3 separate regions of the Homo sapiens genome follow, and regions 2 and 3 are each linked to region 1. The links are chromatin contacts, found by Hi-C or POLR2A ChIA-PET in ENCODE. All regions are on one chromosome and are shown on one strand. Each heading gives the region's core, a stretch centred on a gene start or an enhancer-like site at or near the end of the contact. The rest is flanking DNA. Distances are from core to core; before and after follow the strand shown.

Evidence for each region. Hi-C counts contacts between places; a loop is a spot of excess contacts on that map. ChIA-PET counts read pairs that join two places held with the same protein, here RNA polymerase II (POLR2A). Pooled maps may share reads with other maps.
Region 2: a loop to region 1 is called in a map of CD4-positive, alpha-beta T cell, with 10 times the contacts of the local background. The contact joins the promoter of EIF5 here to the promoter of DICER1 in region 1. A Hi-C loop is called at or near these places in 1 of 168 maps with a recorded cell type or tissue (CD4-positive, alpha-beta T cell) and 3 of 50 pooled maps. POLR2A ChIA-PET finds 5 or more read pairs at or near these places in 1 of 52 experiments (CD8-positive, alpha-beta T cell).
Region 3: a map of CD8-positive, alpha-beta T cell shows a loop between it and region 1 (7-fold over the local background). The contact joins the promoter of EFCAB11 here to the promoter of DICER1 in region 1. A Hi-C loop is called at or near these places in 2 of 168 maps with a recorded cell type or tissue (CD8-positive, alpha-beta T cell and naive thymus-derived CD4-positive, alpha-beta T cell) and 8 of 50 pooled maps.

What each region holds. Positions count from the first base shown.
Region 1 is chr14:95,155,651-95,159,190 of GRCh38, forward strand. DICER1 (dicer 1, ribonuclease III) reads right to left here and starts at 1,879. Exons shown (of 27, transcript NM_177438.3): 1 at 1,580-1,879. DICER1-AS1 (DICER1 antisense RNA 1) reads left to right here and starts at 2,038. Exons shown (of 4, transcript NR_015415.1): 1 at 2,038-2,208; 2 at 2,543-2,584; 3 at 3,226-3,385. RefSeq lists silencers at 1,170-1,529, 1,590-2,049 and enhancers at 2,140-2,239, 2,280-2,349.
Region 2 is chr14:103,332,496-103,336,035 of GRCh38, forward strand. EIF5 (eukaryotic translation initiation factor 5) reads left to right here and starts at 1,742. Exons shown (of 12, transcript NM_001969.5): 1 at 1,742-1,765; 2 at 1,894-2,102; 3 at 3,158-3,437. The coding sequence starts at 3,366. It overlaps EIF5-DT (EIF5 divergent transcript), which reads right to left and starts at 2,165. Exons shown (of 1, transcript NR_158216.2): 1 at 1-2,165. RefSeq lists an enhancer at 1,198-1,317 and silencers at 1,638-2,057, 2,198-2,247, 2,358-2,597.
Region 3 is chr14:89,952,882-89,956,421 of GRCh38, forward strand. EFCAB11 (EF-hand calcium binding domain 11) reads right to left here and starts at 1,849. Exons shown (of 6, transcript NM_145231.4): 1 at 1,705-1,849; 2 at 1,025-1,120. The coding sequence starts at 1,779. It overlaps TDP1 (tyrosyl-DNA phosphodiesterase 1), which reads left to right and starts at 3,046. Exons shown (of 17, transcript NM_018319.4): 1 at 3,046-3,089. RefSeq lists an enhancer at 1,578-2,078 and a silencer at 3,144-3,373.

The DNA.
Region 1 (3,540 bases), core at 629-3,128:
CCTTACTAAAAAGGATTGTAGGAAAATGTCTTTTCTCCCCAAATTAAAATGGACTAACTGTTCTCTTCTTAAAACAGCATTTTGGTGCCGTGAGTAAATCTATAAACCTATGTTACCATGATCAATGTTTATAGTGACCATGTTAAAAGCAATCTTTAGTTTTTTGTTTTTTTATCTATTGAGTTTTATGGAATATGCCCTAAAATGAAGTTTTGAAATAATTGTGTATGTATGTGCATGTACACAGCACATATTACATATAATACACACGTGCCACAGGTAGCTTTAAAGTAGACTTTGCAAAATAAACTGGCTATTCCAGAACCTAATTTCCAAAGATATCAATAATATTGAAAATTACTATTCTCTAGGACCTGGCTTATCCCGAACCCATCTTTTAATAAACTGAGTTTTTTGGTGAGGATGTATATTTTTATTTAGAAAACTTAACGTTTACACCAATACATATTCAATATAGCTAACCTGTTTTAACAGCACATTTTTAACAATATTTTCCGAGTTGCTTAAATCCTAACCTGAGTCCTTTTCCACTGTTTGAAAACAAGCACCACGAAGACACCTGACAATCAGGATTGTAAAGATTCAGAATATTCGAAGACAGAAGCATAGGCGTCCAAGTGATCCTCTTTCATCAGATGAATGTTTTTAAAACCTGAAAGTCCTAAGAACACTTACTTATCGTGTAGACCAGTAACGTGTCCCTTTAACCACAACTCTCTCCACAAAAGCACGGAGTTAACACTACACAAATAGGACCCTCCAACTCATCTCCACGTTTCCGCGGATCTTCAGGTTCCTAAGGACACACTCAGTGGTTTGCTGGCTCTGACCTCCAGGCAGAGCCATCAGGGCAACTCAGCTTTTCTGGACAATCTACAGAAATCTGATGTGCTAACTTAAAACATACACTGATTTCCCCAAAATCAAAAACCCTGAAGAAAGGGTCCTCCGCAGGGTCTAGGCATTTTGGCACAAAAACATCTGAGGGGAGAGGCAAAAGAATGGCCTCGGCCCCTGCCCGCCCCCCAGGGCCCCAATCTGGTCCCCTGACAGTAATCACACAGGACCCTCCCGGGAGGGACCGAGAGCCCAGCTTCGTCCCCTCCGGGCGCGGCACAGCGGCCCCATCAGAGGAGGGCCCCAGGGTGCTCCGGCAGGTCAGGCGCGCGTCTCCACCTCCGCTGCTCCCGCGCCACCTTAGCGCGCGTGACGGGACCTGTCAAGAGCCCCAGGCCTCGCCAGGCCGGGGAGTGGACAGGCGCCGGCATCCCCCACCACGCCACGGCGGCCCGGAAAGTCTCCCAGGGCTGCCTCGCGGGGAGGCGCCGGGGTCCGGGCCCAGGAGCAGAGCCGAGGCGGGCAGACGCCGGGTCCACAGGCCGCGCTGTGCGGGACGACGAGGCAGGCGAGGCCGCGCCCTTCGTCAGCGCCCGCCAGGCCCGGACGCGCGGCTCGGGGCCATGGCCGGCACGCGGGCCTCCGCGCGGAGGCGGGAGCGCGGCCAGGCGACCCGCTCCCCGCCCCGGACACAAAGCTGCTCCGCGGGAGCCCGCCTCACCTGCAGCACGGGGCGCCGCGGGCCTTCGAGAACCATCGGACCCCGCTCCGGCGCGCGCGTCACAGCCCAGGCCTCCCGGAGCCGCCCGGCGCCGCCGCCCCCGCCGCCATTTCCTCGCGCTCGCCGTCGCCTCGTCCCCGCTGTCAGGTTACTCCATTCACCTGGGCCTGCAGCAGCCTGCGCCGCGCCTCCGCCTCGACCCCTCCCGCCGGCGCCTGCGGAGACTGCGCAGCGCCCGGCTGGCCGGCAGCCAGCGCACGGCCCGCGGCAACGGCGCACAGCCGCTTGGAGAATCCCACTGGCTCCCGCACCGCCCCTCCGCGCCCCCACGCTCCGCTCGCCCCGTGGCGGCATGAGAGCGAGCCTGTGATTGGACAGGGCCTGGCGGTGAAAGGTTAATCCCGGCCCCCCAGCCACTCAGGAGCAGGGAGACAGCGGGCGCGCGCGCGGAGGCCGGAGAGGCGTTTGCGGCCCAGCGCCTGGACTGGACCTTGGCGTTGGGCCGCAGTTGCCCGGAGTTTTTGGGGCCCCCGGGAACCCGCGCGCCGAGGCCGGCTAAGTTTGGCAGACTCTCTGAGCTCTCGGAATTCGACTGCCTCCATTGTTGCTCCTTCTGGCACCCACAGACCGTAACGTGGCCGTAATTGTTTCCCGGAGAGCTTAGCTTCCCTCTGAGCACCTCCCTCCCCTTTTTAAAGTACCTTCCCACTCGCCTGCGTTTCCTCGCGTTAGTGGTGCAGGGGCCTCCGCATTTGGGGAAATAACAAACACCCACTTCCGCCCCCCACCCCAACCGGGATCCCCAGATAATGAGAAATAGATGGTGGCCCTCTGTTTGTAAGCTGTTCATTTGCATAGGTCGGAACCGCGCACCACAGCTTGAAGCTAGGAATTAAAATATCGGTGGGAATTAAATAAGTGGCTGGCTTAAAGAACATCTTCTTAATTTATCCCCAAATGTAGACATCTCTTCAGTGGACCCCCTGATAGGCCGGTTTGCTCCAGGTGAGGTGTGCTCACAGCAACTGCAACCGTGTTTCTTTCAGACCATGGGCGTGAGCAGAACCTACTATGCGCCCCTGCTGCCTGGGCTGTGCTGTTCAGTTTGGGGCCACCAGCCCCACATGGCTCCTGAGCACTTAAAGTATGGCTAGTCGGAATCGAGATATATGCATTCTTTACCAAATAATGTTCAAAAAATTGTTACATGTTGAAGTGATAAACTTTTTCCATATATTGGGATAAAAGTTTTATTTGTTTATTTTTTAGTGTGGGTTCTACAGAATTTTAAATGTCACCTGTGGCCTGCATTATATTGCCATTGGGCAGGCTGATCTAGGGCTTGCATGCCTGTGATCCTTAGGTGCACCCTGTGAGGTAGGTGCTTTAACTGTGTGCACCCTGTGAGGTAGGTGCTTTAACTGTGTGCACATTGTGAGGTAGGTGCTGAAACTGCTTCCTGTTTTTTTTTTTTTTTTCTTTTGAGACGGAGTCTCACTCTGTCTCCAGGCTGGAGTGCAGTGGTGCGACCTGGGCTTACTGCAATCTCCGCCTCCCAGGTTCAAGTGATTCTCCTGCCTCAGCCTCCCGAGTAGCTGGGATTACAGGGGCACGCCACCACACCCAGCTAATTTTTGTATTTTTAGAAGAGACGGGGTTTCACCATGTTGGCCATGATGGTCTCGATTTCTGACCTTGTCATCCGTCCGCCTTGGCCTCCCAAAGTGCTGGGATTACGGGCGTGAGCCACCGTACCCAGCCTGCTTCCTGTTTTAACAGACGAAGAAATGGAATAACTTCCAACAAGTAAGTAGCCAGTAAGTGAACAACTGAGATTTGAACCCACGTAGTCTGGCTTTGAGGCTGGTGTGCTCAGTCATTACTGTGCTAAAATTTTGATAATATATTTACTATGAATTGGCTTAAGGTTTCACTTGAAAGTAGCATATTTATGGGCAAAA
Region 2 (3,540 bases), core at 492-2,991, 8.2 Mb after region 1:
CCAATTTTTAAGTTGTTTATAAAGCTTTTAGTTATGGAAGCACGATCTTGGATTTTGATATAAAAATCAACATAGCTGCCAATTCTAACCTCAGTGCAAATGCAACTGGTCCAAAACAAAGGGCAGCCCCTTATCTACCTCATCCTGTCCTCAGCAACATTTCTCTTTTCCAGATCGGGAAACCTGCACGGCCGCTCAGGACTTCTCGATGACTGCACCTTAGAGACCAGAGTGCAGGTTAGCGGGGCTCTCGCTCCATCAGTCAAGTGAGGTCTTCAAACTTCAGGGTGAACTATGGATGTGTTTTTAAGACTCAAGTTTTCACAAAAAAAATCCAAGTTTCAGAAAGAATGGGAGAGTTTCAACAGAACTAAAATATGAGAGCCTCTCTCTAAATAATAAAAATTTTCTTTTTTTTTTTTTTTGGAGACAGTCTCGCTCTGTTGTCCAGGCTGGAGTGCAGTGGTGTGATCTCGGCTCACTGTAACCTGTGCCTCCCGGGTTCAAGGATTCTCCTGCCTCAGCCTCCCGAGTAGCTGGGATTACAAGCGAGCCACCACGCCCAGCTAATTTTTTGTATTTTTAGTAGAGACAGGGTTCCACCATATTGGCCAGGCTGGTCTCAAATTCCCGACCTCAGGTGATCCGCCCACCTCAGCCTCCCAAAGTGCTGGGATTACAGACGTGAGCCACCGCGACCGGCCTAAATAATAGTAATTTTCAACGGAATACATTGGAATCTCATTATAAATGCCTGCTCTGGGCTACGATTTGCTTATCAAAGAATTCACAAGTCATAAACTAGAGGGGGTGGACTCGACGTGATGCCCACTAGGAGAAAGGTGACAAGAGAAGCACGAAGGATAGCGCTTTTCAACCCTGGGAGAGCAGGGAGGCCTTCACCAGAAGGTGGGAACCCACCACGAAGCGCCTTCAGGAGGCCCCAGGATTCCAAACCAATTAAGGGCCTCCTCTTCCGAAAACGGGAGGCGACGCGCTGAGCTAAGCGCGCAGGCTGGGTTGCGGGCCGACACCGAGGCGGCGCGGCCTCGCGACCGCCCTGGGCGGTCACTGGCGAGTCACGGACTCGTTCCGCCAGCGGCCAATCCACCCCGAGTCCGAAACAGAAGACGTCCCTGGGATGAAAGACCCAGGCCTGGGGCTTAAGGTGGAAAAACAACTCATTCCTCGAGGCCCGGAGTCGGGCGTCCCGGGAGAACGGGAAAGGGAGATGAGCGCCCGCTGCGGGGAGAACGCGGTCGGGTTCCTCTCCCCGAAGGTGGCAGCCGCAAAAACACGGCCTCGAAAGCAGTTTCGAGGACGATGGCTCCTGCGTCCCGGGAGTCGCCATGACGCCGCGGCCTGTCCCAGACCCGGCGAGGGAGGGGACCAACCACCATCTCCCCCTCAAGGCCCAAACCGACAAAGAACGGCCCCCGGTACCCCGGCCCCGCCACCAGGGCCACTCCGGGTCTCGCGAGACCCAAGGGCTGCGCCGCGAAGACCTCTGGGAAAGGCGGGGGGAGGGGAGAGGAAGGAAGCGAGACCGGGGCTGGAGGCGGGCCGAGGCCGCGAGTTGAGCCTCAGGAAGCAGAAGGGGCGCGGAAAGATGCGATTGACGTCGCAAGCGAACCAATGACGAGCGAGCTGTGGCAGGCCTCCAGCCAATGGGCAGTGAGGCCTGACGCGGGGGGCGGACGCTGGGGCCGAGGGTAGCTTGAGCGCGGCGGCGGCGTTGTTCAGTCAGAGCGAGAACATTCCAGAGGTGAGTCCGGTGAAGGGGCGGCCCCCTGCCCGGTGCTTCCCGCCCCCTCGACCCCTCGGGCCGCTGGCTGGCGGGGAAGGTGCACTCCCCGACCGCCCACGGCTCACGGCGCCGTCTCTCCGCGCCAGGTCGCCCAGCTCCGGCGCTGACGGGTGTGGACCGCGGACGTCGCTGGGACAGCCCCTCCCCGCTGCTCGGCGGCGGCACCTGGCCCGGCCGCTCCTCGCTGCGCTTCGCCTCCGCCTCCTCGGACTCGGACTCGGGTTTATATCGCGCCTCACTTCATCCCAGTCCCGGGCGAGCAGCGTTGGGTTTATGTCTTTATTTGACGAAAACGGTGAGTCGCGGGCGCGGCGGGCCAGGAGATGGCGGCCGCACAAGATGGCGGCGGCCGCCGCGTGACCCCGCCGCGGCGTGTGGCGCAGTTTGGGCGGACGGCGGGCGGGCGCGGGCCCGGGCGCCGGCCGCCCCCTCCCCGCGCGCTCCCCGGCCCGGCCTCGCCCCCTCCCCGGCATGGCGGGAGCGCGTCGCGCGTGCCCGCCGCTCGGGCTGACTCAGGCTTCAGCTGCTGCATTTGTGAGTCATCGCGCGCTCTGGGGCGGGGGCGGCCCGATCCCGGCACCCCTCGGCCGTGTGTCGCTTCCCGGCTGTGCACCCTCCGGGGCCGCCGGCTCTCGGGGGACGCGCTGGGGATGGGGCCAGACGCCCCGGTCGCGCGCCCCCCTCCTTCGCGGAGCTGCCCGGTTCGCCAGCCCCCGCGGAAACGCCTCGGAGCGCGGTAGCCATGGGGACCAGGGCGAAGGTTAACCGAGTATTTGAATAGCGAGGAAAAGGGAGGCCGGGGCGAGCCTGGCGTTCGCTCGCGCTCTCTTGCTTAATGGCAAATTGTGGGCGAGCGCTGCGTTTAAGGAAGTGCTGCTTTGAAGTAAGCCATGGTTGCCGAAGCAACGATTAGTTGTAGAGAACAGTTCCCTAGGTTGCCCTTAAAAATGAAGACGAACGGGGGTGTGCCTGAGAAGTTTGCTTATCCAGGCGGGGTGGGCGGCGGAGAGGGCTCGGGTTCGTTCTTCAGCACTTCCAGGATGGCCGCAGAGGCAAACCTGCTGATTGCCCTCGGTCTGATGGAATCTCACGGCGGCTGAGGCAGCACAGCTTGTGTTTTCTTGTCAGGCATTTCCCTACCAGTCACAGCTTAGTCGAAATGGAGGCCTTTTTATGTTCCCGCAGATTGTACTGTGTTACATGAGAATGGCTGTTTGCATGTGATCTCAGATGCTTTTTAAGGTGGAGTTAAGCAGAAGCATAACTAGGATGTAAAAAGGAGGCGTTTCCATCCAGCGATGATGTTAAACCTGGGGGGATTTTTGTGTGTTCTTTCCCTTTTTCTTTCAGAGCTGTTGCGCAGCCATTGGTACCTGTATTGGGGAAACATAGCATACAAGCAAGAAGCTTACAGCCTCAGTGGCGAAAATTTTTTCATGTCAGAGACCGAGAACTCTTGCAGTCGTTTATGTCATCCCTTCTTCTCCAGACAGAAGATACCAAAAAGTTGCAATCAAAGATCTCTTCATCTTATTGATAAAGCCACTAATAAGCCAAAATGTCTGTCAATGTCAACCGCAGCGTGTCAGACCAGTTCTATCGCTACAAGATGCCCCGTCTGATTGCCAAGGTAATAAACTGCTCTTCAATTTAGTTGATAGCTCTTTTTGTAGAATTTTGAAGTTTGCATTTGTCAGGGGAAACTGCACAACTAAAATTCTTATTTCCTTTAG
Region 3 (3,540 bases), core at 599-3,098, 5.2 Mb before region 1:
TCTTGAATCTGGACAATATCTTGACTCTGACTAATTCCAGCTTAACAAGAAGGGTGTTGTCTCTCGAATGAATGTAACAGGAAAGCAGAAAAGCATAAAGACAGGGGTGAGCAGGAAACTTGCCCTACTCAAGCAGGAGGTTCATGGAGGCTCAGCTCAACTCTCATTATTGGTGAATTGGTGCAATCTTTTCTGGAGAGCAAATATCTAACAAAATTTTAAACGTACATATTCCATGACCTAGCAGTTATACTTCTAGGAACTTATTCCACAGATATACAGCCACAAGGACATAAATGTGTGTATCATTGCAGCAATGTTGGCAGAAAAAAAAAAAAAACCCCACCTATATAACCCCAGACAGGAACCTGGCTAAAAAGAATATGCAACCATATTTTAAAATGCAGTAGTGGTGTGTGCTTTTAGGTTGATATATTGTTAAATGAGAAAAGCAAGTTAAAGTAGGCACAATATTTACCCATTTATGTTTTCAATAAAAGACTATGCATATGTATGTCATGGATAGAAAATTTCAGAATTACACAAAAAAACTGTTAATGGTAATCCCCTAGGAGTGGGACCCTCTGGTAGGCGGCGAGCGGATTTTATGCTCAACTTTATACCTTTCTGCACTGTTTTAATTTTTTGACCGTGGATGTATTTTATAAACAAAGCAACAAAAGTAAAACGAGAAAGAGACTATGTCATGTCCTATGTAAATTTCTCCTGTTACCAACACTCCCCTCTCAGTCTTCCCTCTTGGCACCTCTCTAGCATCTTGTATTTATAGTAGTTATTAGCAGCCTGGTGGTGAGATAGGCTTGTGTAGACTCCAGTGGAAAAGATTTCTACTTCATCTCTGGGCTGAGGTGTTAAGAGGAAGCTAAAATTCAGCACTGGACACATCTCTGAAATTGCTTATAAAGCAATTTATAAACATCCTAAGCTAGCCCTGTGAACTTTTCTTAGGATCCATTCACCTTTGATCGTCTACCCCATCCCCAAATATATAAGAAAGCTCTACCTTGGAGGGCTTGTACCCAAACAGCATTACAACAGCAGTTTTAAAGTCCTCTCTGCTGAGATATCCTTTGTGATCTTCATCACATGCTTTAAATACCTGAAGAACATTAAATAGCTTTAGTTAATGAGACAGAAATGGTTTATTTTTATTACTAGTTTATTATACAGTTTGGACCTCGAAAATCTAAAACTTGGCCCAGCGGTAGAGTATGAAAATAGAATTTCATTATCCCAATATTAATTCTCAAGAAATCTTAAAGATGGACTGAAATTTTCTTAAACATGGGCTGAAATTTCCCTCAAAGTGCAAACGAGTTAACCGCTAGGTGACGCAAATTAATTCATTTAGGCCACTGAGATAAATTCTACCCAAAATTCAGTCCTGGAGTTAGGAAGGTGAGGCAAAGGGGCTGGCTTTGAAAGGCGGGAGAGATGCAGACTCAAGGTTACCATTAATAGACTATATAGAGAGAAAGGAGATGGAACTTGGAGGTAGCCGTAGTCCTGGACGGGGAGCCAGGAGCCCTGCAGCTCCAGGATCAGTCATTAACCACGACCCTTTGGACAGGCAGCCCAGGTCTTATCTGCACACCCGGCAGAGTGAGACCCAGACACGGGAGAGGAAGCGAGAGGCCCAGGCCAAGCTGAAGTCCGAGGCTCAGTCGCCCTCCGGAAACCTACTTCCACCCACTTCCTGTGTTCCGAGGGACTGGCTTCCCACGTCCGCGACCTGGCTCTGGCCTCGGAGAAGAACATCGCGACTACAACAACCGAGCCCCAGCAACCCAACCAGCTACCACCGCTTTCCCAGCCTGGCTGGCAGCCTACCGCGGCCACGCCCACCGCGGCTCAGGAAGCCGAACTTCACCGCGCAACTCCGACGTCTCCTCCCATTGGACAACCTGCCAGCCACTCGCGTTAATCCCGCAGGGCTATTGGCCAGAGTCTTTGTTTAATTACGTTTCCTTGGAGCCGCCCTGGCAGTGAGGCGCCCAGGCCTGCCCCCAGCACTTGGCTCCACCCCCTGACTGTCCCTTAACTCGTTGAGCGCGGCTGGAAATCCAAGCGCTTCTAGGTGCTGGTTCAATGCCTGGTTCATGATTTATTTCATTCTCTCCCTCCATCTTGCAATAGGTTACTTTTAATCATTTAGATCTATGACACTATGCTAAACGTTATAGGAGACAAAAAGACTGTGAACAAACAAGAAGAACCAAACGAAAAGAGCCAAGTCCAGGATTCTCGTTCAGATCAGCAAGTCATTGGGATCGAGCTCCTAGGGCAGCTACTACATCTGTTATGTCCTCAAGATAATCCCAGCACCTAGCACTGTGCCTGGCACAAAGTAGATCTTCAATGAAAGAACGAAACGAGCCGTTATATTTACACAGATGTATTTCACTCAGTCCTCTGGAAGAGATGCCTAGTGTGAAAGAGATTCCAAGAATAAATACCATAAACAGCACCGAGCCCAAATCCCACAGCAAACATCCTTATTAAAGGCAAGGAACGTGGGGCGAGTTCCTTTTCTCAGAAGATTTTACGAGAACGCAACTGTTGCGAAGAAGGAACAGACATTCGAGGTTCTGAGTCCAATGGGAACTCATTTAACTTTTTATTTTGCAGCAGATTTCAAAGTCTGCACCCAGCCCCTCCCAGGACACAGGTCTCCTTGCAGCTGCCTTTAACCTAAGCGTATCCTCTCTCCACTTTAAACCAAACGCCGCTGCATGGAGCCCTGGGAGCCTGAGCCATGAGAATCCTGTAAAGAGGGTGAGTCTTGCTATTAGTTAACTAGAGCGAAGTTAGGGGACGCCTTTCTGGTTCTCCTCTCGTTTTAAGAAGTCTCCAGGAAGTAAGCCAAGAGCTAGGAGAGACCAGGTTTCCCCAGCCCCGTCCTGGGTAAACACCCGGCGGGCTTTAGGACCCAGCGGTGGGCTCTCCGGAAGGGGAAGGGGCCGGGCCTCGAGGCACAAGCCGCTGCCGCCAGGGTTTGAACTGCGCGCATGCGCGGCGGCCGCCGAAGGGGCGGGATCCGAGGCAAGCGTTGGTTCTGTGCGCCTCAGGTACGTGTTGGGCGGCAGTGGGCGCGGACTCGGTGCGGTCTCTCGCGGGCTGCGGTCGGGCCCGGGATCCTGCTCCTGGCCGAGTCGCGGTGCGCGGGCTGCTGGGGTCCGGCAGGGCTGGAGGCGGACCGCGAGGAAGCGGCGCGGCCGGGAAGATGGGGCAGGGTCGCCTCGGCCCCGGGGCCTCGGTTTCCTCCGATCACAGCGCCTCAGGGGGCGCGCACGGGCGCTGCGGAGACCTGTGTCCTGCCGGGGCGCGGCGCTAGGGGCCCCTGCTCGGGTTTTTATTCCCAGACCTAAGCTTACAGGTGCGTGGTCCCAGAAAGTGAGTAGGAAAGCGCCCACCACGTGCCAGGCGCTTAAGCTTTCTGTGCTCGGTTTCCCAGTATAGGAGGACGGTCACGGTACGTAGTATAGAGTTGTCCTGAGGGTGAAGCGAGTTTACACTTGG